3 separate regions of the Homo sapiens genome follow, and regions 2 and 3 are each linked to region 1. A link is a contact called in ENCODE Hi-C or POLR2A ChIA-PET data. All regions are on one chromosome and are shown on one strand. Each heading gives the region's core, a stretch centred on a gene start or an enhancer-like site at or near the end of the contact. The rest is flanking DNA. Distances are from core to core; before and after follow the strand shown. Region 1 holds the start of CLN3 (CLN3 lysosomal/endosomal transmembrane protein, battenin). Region 2 holds the start of MVP (major vault protein). Region 3 holds the start of SPN (sialophorin).

What was found. Hi-C counts contacts between places; a loop is a spot of excess contacts on that map. ChIA-PET counts read pairs that join two places held with the same protein, here RNA polymerase II (POLR2A). Pooled maps may share reads with other maps.
Region 2: a loop to region 1 is called in a pooled map, with 7 times the contacts of the local background. The contact joins the promoter of MVP here to the promoter of CLN3 in region 1. A Hi-C loop is called at or near these places in 5 of 50 pooled maps. POLR2A ChIA-PET finds 5 or more read pairs at or near these places in 3 of 52 experiments (IMR-90, MCF 10A and activated CD8-positive, alpha-beta memory T cell).
Region 3: a loop to region 1 is called in a pooled map, with 6 times the contacts of the local background. The contact joins the promoter of SPN here to the promoter of CLN3 in region 1. A Hi-C loop is called at or near these places in 2 of 50 pooled maps. POLR2A ChIA-PET finds 5 or more read pairs at or near these places in 2 of 52 experiments (GM10248 and T-cell).

Annotation. Positions count from the first base shown.
Region 1 is chr16:28,489,931-28,494,101 of GRCh38, forward strand. CLN3 (CLN3 lysosomal/endosomal transmembrane protein, battenin) reads right to left here and starts at 2,144. Exons shown (of 16, transcript NM_001042432.2): 1 at 2,090-2,144; 2 at 1,784-1,905; 3 at 1,552-1,630. The coding sequence starts at 1,829. RefSeq lists enhancers at 2,026-2,815, 2,155-2,354.
Region 2 is chr16:29,817,686-29,821,856 of GRCh38, forward strand. MVP (major vault protein) reads left to right here and starts at 2,777. Exons shown (of 15, transcript NM_005115.5): 1 at 2,777-2,825. PAGR1 (PAXIP1 associated glutamate rich protein 1) reads left to right here. Exons shown (of 3, transcript NM_024516.4): 3 at 1,870-4,171. The coding sequence ends at 2,069. It overlaps MVP-DT (MVP divergent transcript), which reads right to left and starts at 2,682. Exons shown (of 4, transcript NR_186424.1): 1 at 2,499-2,682; 2 at 1,855-1,916. RefSeq lists enhancers at 2,421-2,490, 3,182-3,748, 3,211-3,500.
Region 3 is chr16:29,660,984-29,665,154 of GRCh38, forward strand. SPN (sialophorin) reads left to right here and starts at 2,264. Exons shown (of 2, transcript NM_003123.6): 1 at 2,264-2,333; 2 at 2,712-4,171. The coding sequence starts at 2,746. The coding sequence ends at 3,948. RefSeq lists enhancers at 979-1,028, 1,669-1,748 and silencers at 1,929-1,988, 3,249-3,368.

The DNA.
Region 1 (4,171 bases), core at 894-3,393:
CCTGTAATCCTAGCTACTCAGGAGGCTGAGGCAGGAGAACCACTTGAACCCGAAAGGCGGAGGTTGCAGTAAGCCGAGATTGTGCCATTGCACTCCAGCCTGGGCTACAAGAGCGAGACTCTATCTCAAAAAAAAAAAAAAAAAAGGAGAGTGGTCACAGAGAGTTTCTGGGAGAGGCCTTGGAGGCTGGAAGTGAATCCAAGTCTGTGATCCCAAAGCCCCTATGTCAGGGCGGGGCACGGTGGCTCACGCCTGTAATCCCAGCACTTTGGGAAGTGGAGGCAAGCGGATCACCTAAGGTCAGGAGTTCTAGACCAGCCTGACCAACATGGTGAAATCCTGTCTTTACTAAAAATACAAAAAATTAGCTGTGTCTGGTGGCACGCACCTGTAATCCCAGCTACTCGGGGAGCTGAGACAGGAGAATAGCTTGAACCTTGGAGGTGGAGGTTTCAGTGAGCCGAGATTGTGCCACTGCTCTCCAGCCTGGGTGATAGAGTGAGACTCTGTCTCAAAAATAAAATAAAATTAAAAAAAAAAAAAAAAAAAGCTGGGCGCGGTGGCTCACACCTGTAATCCCAGCACTTTGGGAGGCCGAGGCGGGCGGATCACGAGGTCAGGAGATCGAGACCATCCTGGATAACGCGGTGAAACCCCATCTCTACTAAAAATACAAAAAAATAGCCGGGCGTGGTGGCAGGCGCCTGTAGTCTCAGCTACTCCGGAGGCTGAGGCAAAAGAATGGTGTGAACCTGGGAGGCGGAGTTTGCAGTGAGCCGAGATTGCGCCACTGCACTCCAGCCTGGAGGACAGAGAGAGACTCCGTCTCAAAAAAAAAAAAAAAAAAAAAGGTTCAGGCCCGGCATGGTGGCTCATGCTTGTAATCTCAGCACTTTGGAAGGTTGAGGTAGGAGGATCACTTGAGGCCACGAGTTTGAGACCAGCCCAGGTCCCATAGTGAGACCCCCATCTCTATAAAAAAATATAAAAATTAGGCAGATGCGGTGGTGCACACCTGTAGCCACACCTACTTGGAGGCTGAGGTGGGAGAATCACTTGAGCCCAGGAGTTCCAGGCTGCAGGGAGCTGTGATTGCACTACTGCATTCCAACCTGGGAAACAGAGCAAGACCCTGTCTCAAAAAGAAAAAAAAATAAGATAAAATAAAATAAATTAAAAAAATAAAAAAGTTTTAGTAGTGATGCATTTATTTAAACGTTCACTAGGAAAACGCTGGTTTTCCAAGTGGAGTCGTGATTTAAAGTTTTCTTTTTAAAAATATGTGCACTAAAAAACGTTAAGGCTGAATTGGCTGGAAGAAAAAAGTAAATAATCCTACAGGTGGTAGGTATGAGGATCTTGCTAAATCCGGAAGGTGATAAGGAGTGAAGTTTGGAAATTTTACATGCTGCCCCTGGGGCAAACCAGTGGATTCAGTAAATATTTGTGGGTTCAGCTCCTTTGCGCAGCTTAACTCTTTCTTCCCCCTTTCCTCCGGTCACTTCCCTCTTCTCATGCCATTGTCACTCGCTGAAGTCTCAGGCCACTCACCAGAAGCCCACCGCGTTCTTCCAATGCGCGCCCTGATGGTCCAACAGAGGGAGCCGGGGCTCCGGGACGGTCTCCTCCCCTGGGAGAGCGAGAAGAGGGCATGACCCCCACCTACTCTCAGGTGCACGACCGCTCCTTGCGTGTCCTCCCGGGGCCGAGTCAGCTCTCATTCCCCTCAGGTGGGCTGCGAGCCAGAGGTGGTCGTTCCATGAGGGTGGGCGGGAATACTCACCCTCGGAATCCGAAAAGCGCCGCCGCGAGCCTGCACAGCCTCCCATCGCATCAAGTTCAGGTCCCCCGAGGGTCCAGGGTCATAGAGTGTCCAAAGGGGGCTCCCACGGGAGGGATGAGGGTCTGCGACAGGTGACAAGGATCAACGCCCGATTGCCGGTCCCAGCTCCGGCTTGTCTAGGGCACTCGCGCCCCGCGATCCATCAAGGAAGCTGGGGGCTCCATCTCGAGCGCCCTACGACCCACCACGCCCCACCCATCGTACTCTCCCCCGCCCCGTCTACAGCAGGGACCCTGAGGCCTGTACCTTTAAGAGCAGCAGAATGTTCTGCACTATGCAGAGGCCGTTTGTCGGATCACGTGACAGCACCCGCGTGTTCCCCCATCACGTGCTCAGAGGTTTTCCCTACTTCCGGGTCCTCTCTGTCTTCGCTTTGGGCCTTCTCGGCTTCGGAGCGTGAAAAAGGGAGGGGCTGGAGAACCCTGGAACCGCAGGTTTTAAACTGGAGCGGGTGGGAGCAGCAAGCAGAGCCGTGACCTTAGATCAGTGGCGCCCAAGACCGAGACAGTAGCCTGCCAGCACCAGTTATGACTGTGGGAGGCTTCAGCTCCTTTCCTTCAGCACTCACTTGCCAGAAACAAATATGGCCACCTGCCTACTCCCTTTTTTTTTTTTTTTTTTTTGAGGCAGGACTGTTTCTGGTTGCGAACAAAGACGACCAGCTTCAGGTCATTCTTATCCCCATCTGTTGACCTTACAAATTGTTTTAGAGACCTAAGTAAACATAACACTCATCTAAAGGGATTTCGTGAATGATCTATTGGCAGTATCCAAGATGTTAAGAGATCCCTATTTCCAAATTATCCTAGAACCAAAAAATATCACAGCACTTCAACCCCTGGTGTTACAGATGAGAAAACCAAGGTACAAATATATATATATATATATATAACAAAATTAGCCGGGCATGGTGGCGCATTCCTGTAGTCACAGGTACCTTGGAAGCTGAGGTGGGAGGATCACTTGTGCCCAGGAGGTTGAAGCTACAGTGAGCTATGATCACGCCACTGCACTCCAGCCTGGGTGACAGAGTGAGATCCTGTCTCAAAAAAAGAAAAAGTAAAAAATAAAATAAAAAAAATATATGTATATGAAAAAAATTGGAAAGTTGCTGACAATCATTCATACAATGTTAGACCTAAAGGTGACCTTAGAGACCTGTATGGTGATAAGAAATAGAGCACCAGAGGCAGGGAGCCATTGGGTTGGCTCCAGGCTGCTGCAGGATTCCTGCCTCCATCAAAGGTGGTGCTTAGACCAGATTTTTTTTTTTTTTTTGACAGGGTTTTGCTCTGTTGCCCAGGCTGGAGTGCAGTGGCAGGATCTTGGTTTGCTGCAACCTTGACCTCCCAGGCTCAGGTGATCCTCCCACCTCAGCCTCCCGAGTAGCTGGGACAGCAGGTGCGCACCACTGTGCCCAGCTAATTTTTGTGTTTTTTGTAGAGACTGGATTTTGCCACGTTGCCCAGGGTGGCCTCAAACTCCTGAGCTCAAGCAATCCACCTGCCTTGGCTTCCCAAAGTGCTAGGACTACAGGCGTGAGCCACTGCACCTGGCCAGACTAAATGATTTTAAGGCCTAAGATTCTGATGCTGTGATTTCATAGAATTGCCCTAATTGGAATAGGAAAGTGGGGCTGGGGAGGGGAGAAGGAGGGTATGGGGAAGAGAAGTAGAGCAAGGTCACTTTATGTAGTTCCAAATAAGGAATCATACCCTTACCTTCTTCTAGGTGGAAAGCGGCATCCTGCATTCTCTTCTTGTCCTTGGCCTCATCTCTGCTATGGGCTGTGCCACCTCTATATGCTCTTTCTCACCACCAGGCCTTCAGAATGCAGTTGGAAATGTGCCCTCTCGTCTGGGTGTGGTGGCTCATGCCTGTCATCCCAGCACTTTGGGAGGCCAAGGTGGGCAGATCACCTGAGGTCAGGAGTTCGAAACCAGCCTGGCTAACATGGTGAAACCCTGTCTCTACTAAAGATACAAAAATTAACCAGGTGTGGTGGCACGCACCTGTAATCCCAGCTACTCGGGAGGCTGAGGCAGGAGAATCACTTGAACCCAGGAGGCAGAGGTTGCAGTGAGCTGAGACTGCGCCACTACACTCCAGCCTGGGTGACAGAGTGAGACTGTCTCAAAAAAAAAAAGAAAAGAAAAGAAAAGAAATGTGCCCTCTCTAGTGTGCCTCCCAGGTCACTCAGCTGATGGAAAATGGAATCCTACTAACGTGCAGGGCTCTAGAAATTCAGCAGCGTTTCATACATGGCATCTGCCATCAAGGAAGTCACAGGAAGGTGGGAGGCAGACACAGATATCCACAATATAAAGT
Region 2 (4,171 bases), core at 1,527-4,026, 1.3 Mb after region 1:
CTGGTCTTGAATTCCTGACCTTGTGATCCGCCCACCTCAGCCTCCCAAAGTGCTAGGATTGCAGGCATGAGCCAATGCGCCTGGCCCCTTGTCTTCCTTTAAGAGACAATTATAATACAAAAAATTAGCCGGGCATAGTGGCGGGCACCTGTAGTCCCAGCTACTCAGGAGGCTGAGGCAGGAGAATCGCTTGAGCCTGGGAGGTGGAGGTTGCAGTGACCTGAGATCACACCACTGCACTCCAGCCTGGGCGAGAGAGTGAGACTCCGTCTCAAAAAACACAATTACAGATAATTCTTTTTTTAAAAAAACAACTAGTCATTGATTCTGGAAAATTACAGATAATTCTATCATGTTTCCCATTCCCAGAAGTCCAAGTCCTGGCCTTTCAATATTATCTAGATCTGCATCCCTCTACTACCATGTACATTCTTTAATCACACCGCTGGCCCCATTTCCCACCCCACATGCCTTCCTAGAATTTACCCTCAGAGTCATGCCTTTCCTTTTTTCTTTTTTTTGAGGGGTGGAGAGACAGAGTCTTGCTGTGTTGCCCAGACTGGTTGGTCTCGAACTCTTGAGCTCAAGTGATCCATCCGCCTCGGTTCTCAAAGTGCTGAGATTACAGGCATGAGTCACTGCACCCAGCCTAGAGCCATTCTTGATTTCTCTCTCTTTTACCTGAACATTCACACCAGCAGCAAGTCTTGGTAGCTATAAGATGTACATTTCCAAGTACCTCTGCTAGTCTCCACTTTCAATACCACATCCCCATCCAAGCCACTGTCTTTCTTGCCTGGATAGTTGTAGTAGCTCCTAACTGGGCTCTCTGCTTCCAGCTTCTGCAATTCAGATGAACCTTTTAAAACATAAATCATATCACTTTTTTTTTCTTTGAGACGAAGTCTTTCTCTTGCTCAGGCTGGAGTGCAGTGGCATGATCTTGGCTCACTGCAATCTCCACCTCCTGGGTTGAAGCGATTCTCCTACCTCAGTCTCCTGAGTAGCTGGGATTACAAGGACACGTCACCACGCCTAGCTAATTTTTGTATTTTCTAGTAGAGAGGGGGTTTCGCCATGTTGGCGAGGCTGGTCTTGAACTCCTGACCTAAAGCTTCCCAAAGTGCCTGCCTCAGCTTCCCAAAGTGCTGGAATTACAGGCGTGAGCTGCTGCACTCAGCCATAAATCGTGTCACTTTTCCACTTAAAATTTTCCAAGGGATTCCATCTTGCCAGGGAAGAGCATGTCAAAGGAGAATCCAAGCGCTTTTCCCGCCACCTCCAGTTCTCTGCACTCTTTTTTTTGTTTTTGTTTTTGGCGAGTAGGGGAGACGGAGTGTAGCTGTGTCACCGAGGCTGGAGTGCAGTAGTGCGATCTTGGCTCATTGCAACCTCCACCTCCCGGGTTCAAGCGATTCTTCTGCCTCAGCCTCCCAAGTAGCTGGGATTACAGGCGCCCACCACCACGCCCAGCTAATTTTTTGTGTTGGCCAGGCTGGTCTCAAACTCCTGACCTCGTGAGTTGCCCACCTCAGCCTCCCAAAGTGCTGGCATTACAAGCGTGAACCACCATGCCCGGCCTGCACTCTTCTTTGAACAGAACTCTGTTCTTGTCCTGGGGCCTCTACCCTTGCCATTCCCCTGCCCAGTATGTTCCTCCCTGTTCTTCACATTACCTGTGCCTTCCTGTCAATCAAGATCTTTGCTTCTCACCCTCTCTGAGGTCCAACCCTGAACCTCAGGTCCTCCAAGACAGAGGCCTGGGGACCTGCATGTTTAACCAGCTCCCCAAGTGATGAGTGAGGTCCAGGCAGGTATGGTGTACACCACCTCCATCCCTTCCATGTATCTTACCTTCCTCTTCTCCAGGAAGCTCAGCCCGGAGCCAGAAACGGGAGGCCCGCCTGGACAAGGTGCTGTCGGACATGAAGAGACACAAGAAGCTGGAGGAGCAGATCCTTCGTACCGGGAGGGACCTCTTCAGCCTGGACTCGGAGGACCCCAGCCCCGCCAGCCCCCCACTCCGATCCTCCGGGAGTAGTCTCTTCCCTCGGCAGCGGAAATACTGATTCCCACTGCTCCTGCCTCTAGGGTGCAGTGTCCGTACCTGCTGGAGCCTGGGCCCTCCTTCCCCAGCCCAGACATTGAGAAACTTGGGAAGAAGAGAGAAACCTCAAGCTCCCAAACAGCACGTTGCGGGAAAGAGGAAGAGAGAGTGTGAGTGTGTGTGTGTGTTTTTTCTATTGAACACCTGTAGAGTGTGTGTGTGTGTTTTCTATTGAACACCTATAGAGAGAGTGTGTGTGTTTTCTATTGAACATCTATATAGAGAGAGTGTGTGAGTGTGTGTTTTCTATTGAACACCTATTCAGAGACCTGGACTGAATTTTCTGAGTCTGAAATAAAAGATGCAGAGCTATCATCTCTTAAAAGGAGGGGCTGTAGCTGTAGCTCAACAGTTAGGCCCCACTTGAAGGGAGAGGCAGAATTGTACTCACCCAGATTGGAAAATGAAAGCCAGATGGGTAGAGGTGCCCTCAGTTAGCACCTGTCCCATCTCGGGCCCTCCAACTCCTCCCAGTCCCACTCCAGTGCAGCCAGCTGGCTCCAAGGTAGAAACCCATGAGCACTCAGGGAGCAGTGTGCCTTCAGCTGCAGCAGAAGCAGCCCGGAGGATAAAATGAGAACCAGCTGCACACGGGCCCTTTAACTCCCAAGCCCCACCCCTGGGCTTGGCCTGCCTTGCCCTGCCGGGAAGTGATCCCCAAGGCAGGGTGAGAGTTCCCCATCTGAGGCGTTTGTTGCAGCTACCTGCACTTCTAGATGTGAGTACATTGTACTAGCCCCCCAAACCCCAAATCAGGGGCAGATCTTTGTATCCCTTGAGGCTCTCTTTAGTCCTGTCTTGCTTTGAAGGGCCTTGCTTCTGCTGGGGCAGGGAAAACATGTCTGAATCAGAGTGGGGAAGGAGGATGGGTGGTGGCTTTGCTTTTGGAGGTTTCACTTTCCAATAGTTGGGAGTCTTCTGGGTTTTGAAGTAAAGGCAGATTAACACCAACACCGGTCCCCCACCCCCCTGCAACTCTCAGGCCTCTCTCTGACTTCAGGGTCCCACCTGGGAAATCAGGTGGGGAACCTTACAGGGTCATTCAGACCCCATCTTAGCCCTAGATCGGTGCTTGCTCTACTCACCTGCACTGTCCTGGGGACCTGGGCTCTGGCCTGTCACCTTGAGCTCCAAGAATGTGACCTGTACCCATTCAGGCCCCTTAACTCTGACAGATGAGGGTTTCTTACTCCTCCATGCAGGGCTGGGCCAGCTGTTGGTCTCAGTCGATCATTCAGGAAGTCATTAGCAGAGTGATTTCCAGAAGGCGTAGAATTTAGTGACCAAGGTTCTTTCCTTTTTGGGAGGAGAAAGTGAAAACTAGGATGCTCAGCTGGACCCACCAGCCTGAGATTCTGGGGATTTTAGAGCTGTCCCTTGGGGAGCCAAGCACTTGGGGGTGGAGGTGATAGCGAGGCTGATGGCCCCTGTGTTCTCAGCTCTCTGCCTGGGTAGCCCCTGGGTGATGGGGGAGAGGCCAGCTGTCACGTGGGGTATCAGGTGGCTCTGCCAGAAACTCCCTTGGCACACAGAGCACTGGGTCGGCCCTCGGGTGTGGCTGTTTGGGCAGGACAGCCCTCTGTATGTAGCCTTGAGCAGGTAGGGGGGCCACCTTGAGTGGGTGGCCCAGAGACAGCCTCAGGGCTCCAAGGTAACGGGGTGCTCAGGTTATCTTGGGTGCTGCCCTCCCAGGTTCTGGGGGAGCAGAGGCTGGGCGCTGGCCCAACTTACAGGAAACACTCACCTTTGAACTGCCATTAGCACCATCTGGGCAGTACACAGCCCCACCCAGGTCCTCTAGTTCTTGTTCTCGGCTTAGAATCTTTGTGTTTCTGCCTGAGAAGCCACTGCCTCCTAGTTTGTGGTCTCTACAGTTATAGCCAGGTTGGACTTCCGGCTCCGTCCTTTGATAACTGTGTGCTCTTGGGCAAATTTCTTAACTTGCAGGTTCTTGTGAGGATAACATGAGTTAATTGAGGGCACTTAACACTACCTGGCACAGATTAAGCTCATCTGAAGTGGGAGCTGTTACTTAGGGGCGTTTGCCTAGAACACAGGGTCCAG
Region 3 (4,171 bases), core at 1,014-3,513, 1.2 Mb after region 1:
GGGGTTTCACCATGTTGGCCAAGCTGGTCTCGAACTCCTGACCTCAGGTGATCTGCCTGCCTCGGCCTTCCAAAGTGCTGGGCTTACAGGCATGGGCCACCGTGCCCAGCCGTTTATATGTATTAACTCTTAATCATCAAAACAAACTATGTGGTATTACCATAATTATCGCCATTTATACAAAGCAACAGAGGGATAAGGAGATTAAGGCACTTGCCCAAGTGCAAGAGGTAGGACAGGAACCCAGAGTCCCGTGCTGGTAGCTGCTTTTCTGTGCACTTAACATTATCTCATTTAATTCTTGCAGTCACTTCATGAAGAAGGTGGCGGTCCTAGGGCATTGGAGAAGTTATGTGCTTGTTCAAGGTCATGCAGCTGGAAGATGGTGGTGGTAGGACAGGAAGTCTGTAGGGCCTGATTCTGCAGCCCTCTAGTCTATACTCCTTTGCTCCTGTGTCCCTCATCCCCCCTGCAGAATGGGCACCCCGTTACCTTTCTGAGCCACTGTGCGCAGAAAAGAGAGCATGTTGGCCAGGCTGGTCTCGAACTCCTGACCTCAAGTGATCAGCCTGCCTTAGCCTCCCAAAGTCCTGGGATTACAGGCGTGAACCACCACGCTCAGCCTCTGAATACTTTGTACTCAAGCCATTTTTCAGTGCTGTGTTTGCAGTGAGCACACCCGAGGGATGAAGACACGTCTCCCTGTGGGAACCTGGGCTTACCAGGGCCCCTAGAGGAGGGGAATCTCTCAAGCTCAGAGCTCTATGGCTGCGGTGCAGGCCCACTGTGTGCATGGTGTCAGTCTGGGCCCTTCCATGTTGCCCCCGTGGGACTTGGGGTAAGGGGAACTGATGCAAACATCACGCTGCTGTTGCTTGGTGTGAGCAATTAATTCCTGTGGCTCTCACCCAGGAGTCTCATGTCTTTGGGTCAGACAAACTCATCAGCTTGTAGAAATGGCACAGTCCCACGGGCCTGTTAGAATCTTCTATTGTGCACATGTTGCTCTTAAAATATACAAATCAGTTTTGATTTTAAAAAATTATTTATTTTTTTAGTGATAGGAGTTTTGCTACGTTGCCCAGGCTGGTTTCAAACTCTTGGGCTCAGGAGGTCCTCCCACTTTGGCCTGGACTGCCAGCATAATGTATCACCACACCCGGGACTGATTTTCGTTTTTCAAGAACAAAAACCAAAAACATACACAAACCGAGAGTCAAAGCTTGCTAATTAGAGGAAAGTCAGGAAATGGGAACCATTCAAAGAAGAAAATACCCCCACCTCCTACTCTCACCTATCCAAAGACAATTAGGTGAATCCCTTAGTAGATATCTTTCCAGACGGTTTTCCATATAGATTCCCATATCTGGCCAGGCGCGGTGGCTCACACCTGTAATCCTAGCGCTTGGGGAGGCTGAGGCGGATGGACCACCTGAGGTCAGGAGTTCGAGACCAGCCTGACCAACATGGAGAAACCTCGTCTCTACGAAAAATACAAAATTAGCCGGGCACAGTGGTGCAAGCCTGTAATCCCAGCTACTCAGGAGGCCGAGGCAGGAGAATTGCTTGAACCTAGGAGGCAGACATTGTGCTGAGCCGAGCCAAGATCATGCCATTGCACTAAACTCCGCCTTAAAAAAAAAAAAAAAGATTCCCACATCTTTACTAGTTTGCAGAAATAAGATCCTAGCATATGCAGTGTGTAGGAACCACCTTGGTTTAGCCACGTCTCTGTGACTGGGGGCCACTGTGGTGACCCCCAGCTCCCCGGACAGAGTCAAGAGCTCACCAGCCTGCAAAGGTTTTCACGGCCCCCAGCCAGACTCGGGGGCTTCCTCTTGCCCTGCTACTTCCTGGGAGCTCTGAGGGCAGGAAATGGCGCCACTCAGCTCCTGGCCTAACAGCTTGGGGACCACAAATGCAAAGGAAACCACCCTCCCCTCCCACCTCCTCCTCTGCACCCTTGAGTTCTCAGGCTCACATTCCCACCACCCACCTCTGAGCCCAGCCCTCCCTAGCATCACCACTTCCATCCCATTCCTCAGCCAAGAGCCAGGAATCCTGATTCCAGATCCCACGCTTCCCTGCCTCCCTCAGGTGAGCCCCAGACCCCCAGGCACCCCGCTGGCCCCTGAAGGAGCAGGTGATGGTGCTGTCTTCGCCCAGCAGCTGTGGGAGCAGGCGGGTGGGGCAGGATGGAGGGGTGGGTGGGGTGGGTGGAGCCAGGGCCCACTTCCTTTCCCCTTGGGGCCCTGTCCTTCCCAGTCTTGCCCCAGCCTCGGGAGGTGGTGGAGTGACCTGGCCCCAGTGCTGCGTCCTTATCAGCCGAGCCGGTAAGAGGGTGAGACTTGGTGGGGTAGGGGCCTCAGTGGGCCTGGGAATGTGCCTGTGGCTTGAAAAGACTCTGACAGGTTATGATGGGAAGAGATTGGGAGCCATTGGGCTGCACAGGGTCAGGGAAGGCCAGGAGGGGCTGGTCACTGCTGGAATCTAAGCTGCTGAGGCTGGAGGGAGCCTCAGGATGGGGCTGATGGGGGAGCTGCCAGCATCTGTTCCTCTGTCATTTCTGATAACAGTAAAAGCCAGCATGGAAAAAACCGTTAAACCGCAGGTTGGGCCTGGCCGTTGGCAGGGAAGTGGGCAGAGGGGAGGCCCGGCCAGGTCCTCCGGCAACTCCCGCGTGTTCTGCTTCTCCGGCTGCCCACCTGCAGGTCCCAGCTCTTGCTCCTGCCTGTTTGCCTGGAAATGGCCACGCTTCTCCTTCTCCTTGGGGTGCTGGTGGTAAGCCCAGACGCTCTGGGGAGCACAACAGCAGTGCAGACACCCACCTCCGGAGAGCCTTTGGTCTCTACTAGCGAGCCCCTGAGCTCAAAGATGTACACCACTTCAATAACAAGTGACCCTAAGGCCGACAGCACTGGGGACCAGACCTCAGCCCTACCTCCCTCAACTTCCATCAATGAGGGATCCCCTCTTTGGACTTCCATTGGTGCCAGCACTGGTTCCCCTTTACCTGAGCCAACAACCTACCAGGAAGTTTCCATCAAGATGTCATCAGTGCCCCAGGAAACCCCTCATGCAACCAGTCATCCTGCTGTTCCCATAACAGCAAACTCTCTAGGATCCCACACCGTGACAGGTGGAACCATAACAACGAACTCTCCAGAAACCTCCAGTAGGACCAGTGGAGCCCCTGTTACCACGGCAGCTAGCTCTCTGGAGACCTCCAGAGGCACCTCTGGACCCCCTCTTACCATGGCAACTGTCTCTCTGGAGACTTCCAAAGGCACCTCTGGACCCCCTGTTACCATGGCAACTGACTCTCTGGAGACCTCCACTGGGACCACTGGACCCCCTGTTACCATGACAACTGGCTCTCTGGAGCCCTCCAGCGGGGCCAGTGGACCCCAGGTCTCTAGCGTAAAACTATCTACAATGATGTCTCCAACGACCTCCACCAACGCAAGCACTGTGCCCTTCCGGAACCCAGATGAGAACTCACGAGGCATGCTGCCAGTGGCTGTGCTTGTGGCCCTGCTGGCGGTCATAGTCCTCGTGGCTCTGCTCCTGCTGTGGCGCCGGCGGCAGAAGCGGCGGACTGGGGCCCTCGTGCTGAGCAGAGGCGGCAAGCGTAACGGGGTGGTGGACGCCTGGGCTGGGCCAGCCCAGGTCCCTGAGGAGGGGGCCGTGACAGTGACCGTGGGAGGGTCCGGGGGCGACAAGGGCTCTGGGTTCCCCGATGGGGAGGGGTCTAGCCGTCGGCCCACGCTCACCACTTTCTTTGGCAGACGGAAGTCTCGCCAGGGCTCCCTGGCGATGGAGGAGCTGAAGTCTGGGTCAGGCCCCAGCCTCAAAGGGGAGGAGGAGCCACTGGTGGCCAGTGAGGATGGGGCTGTGGACGCCCCAGCTCCTGATGAGCCCGAAGGGGGAGACGGGGCTGCCCCTTAAGTGTCGGTGAATAGTGAGGCTGGAGGCCGGAATCTCAGCCAGCCTCCAGCACCTTCCCTCTCACCATCCCACTGCCCCCTCGCTCCCATGTTTCCACCCGGCACCCTGATCCTCACCCGAATCTCCTTTTTTTTTTTCTTTTGAGACAGAGTTTCGCTTTGTCGCCCAGGCTGGAGTGCAATGCACGATCTCAGTTCACTGCAACCTCTGCCTCCTAAGTTCA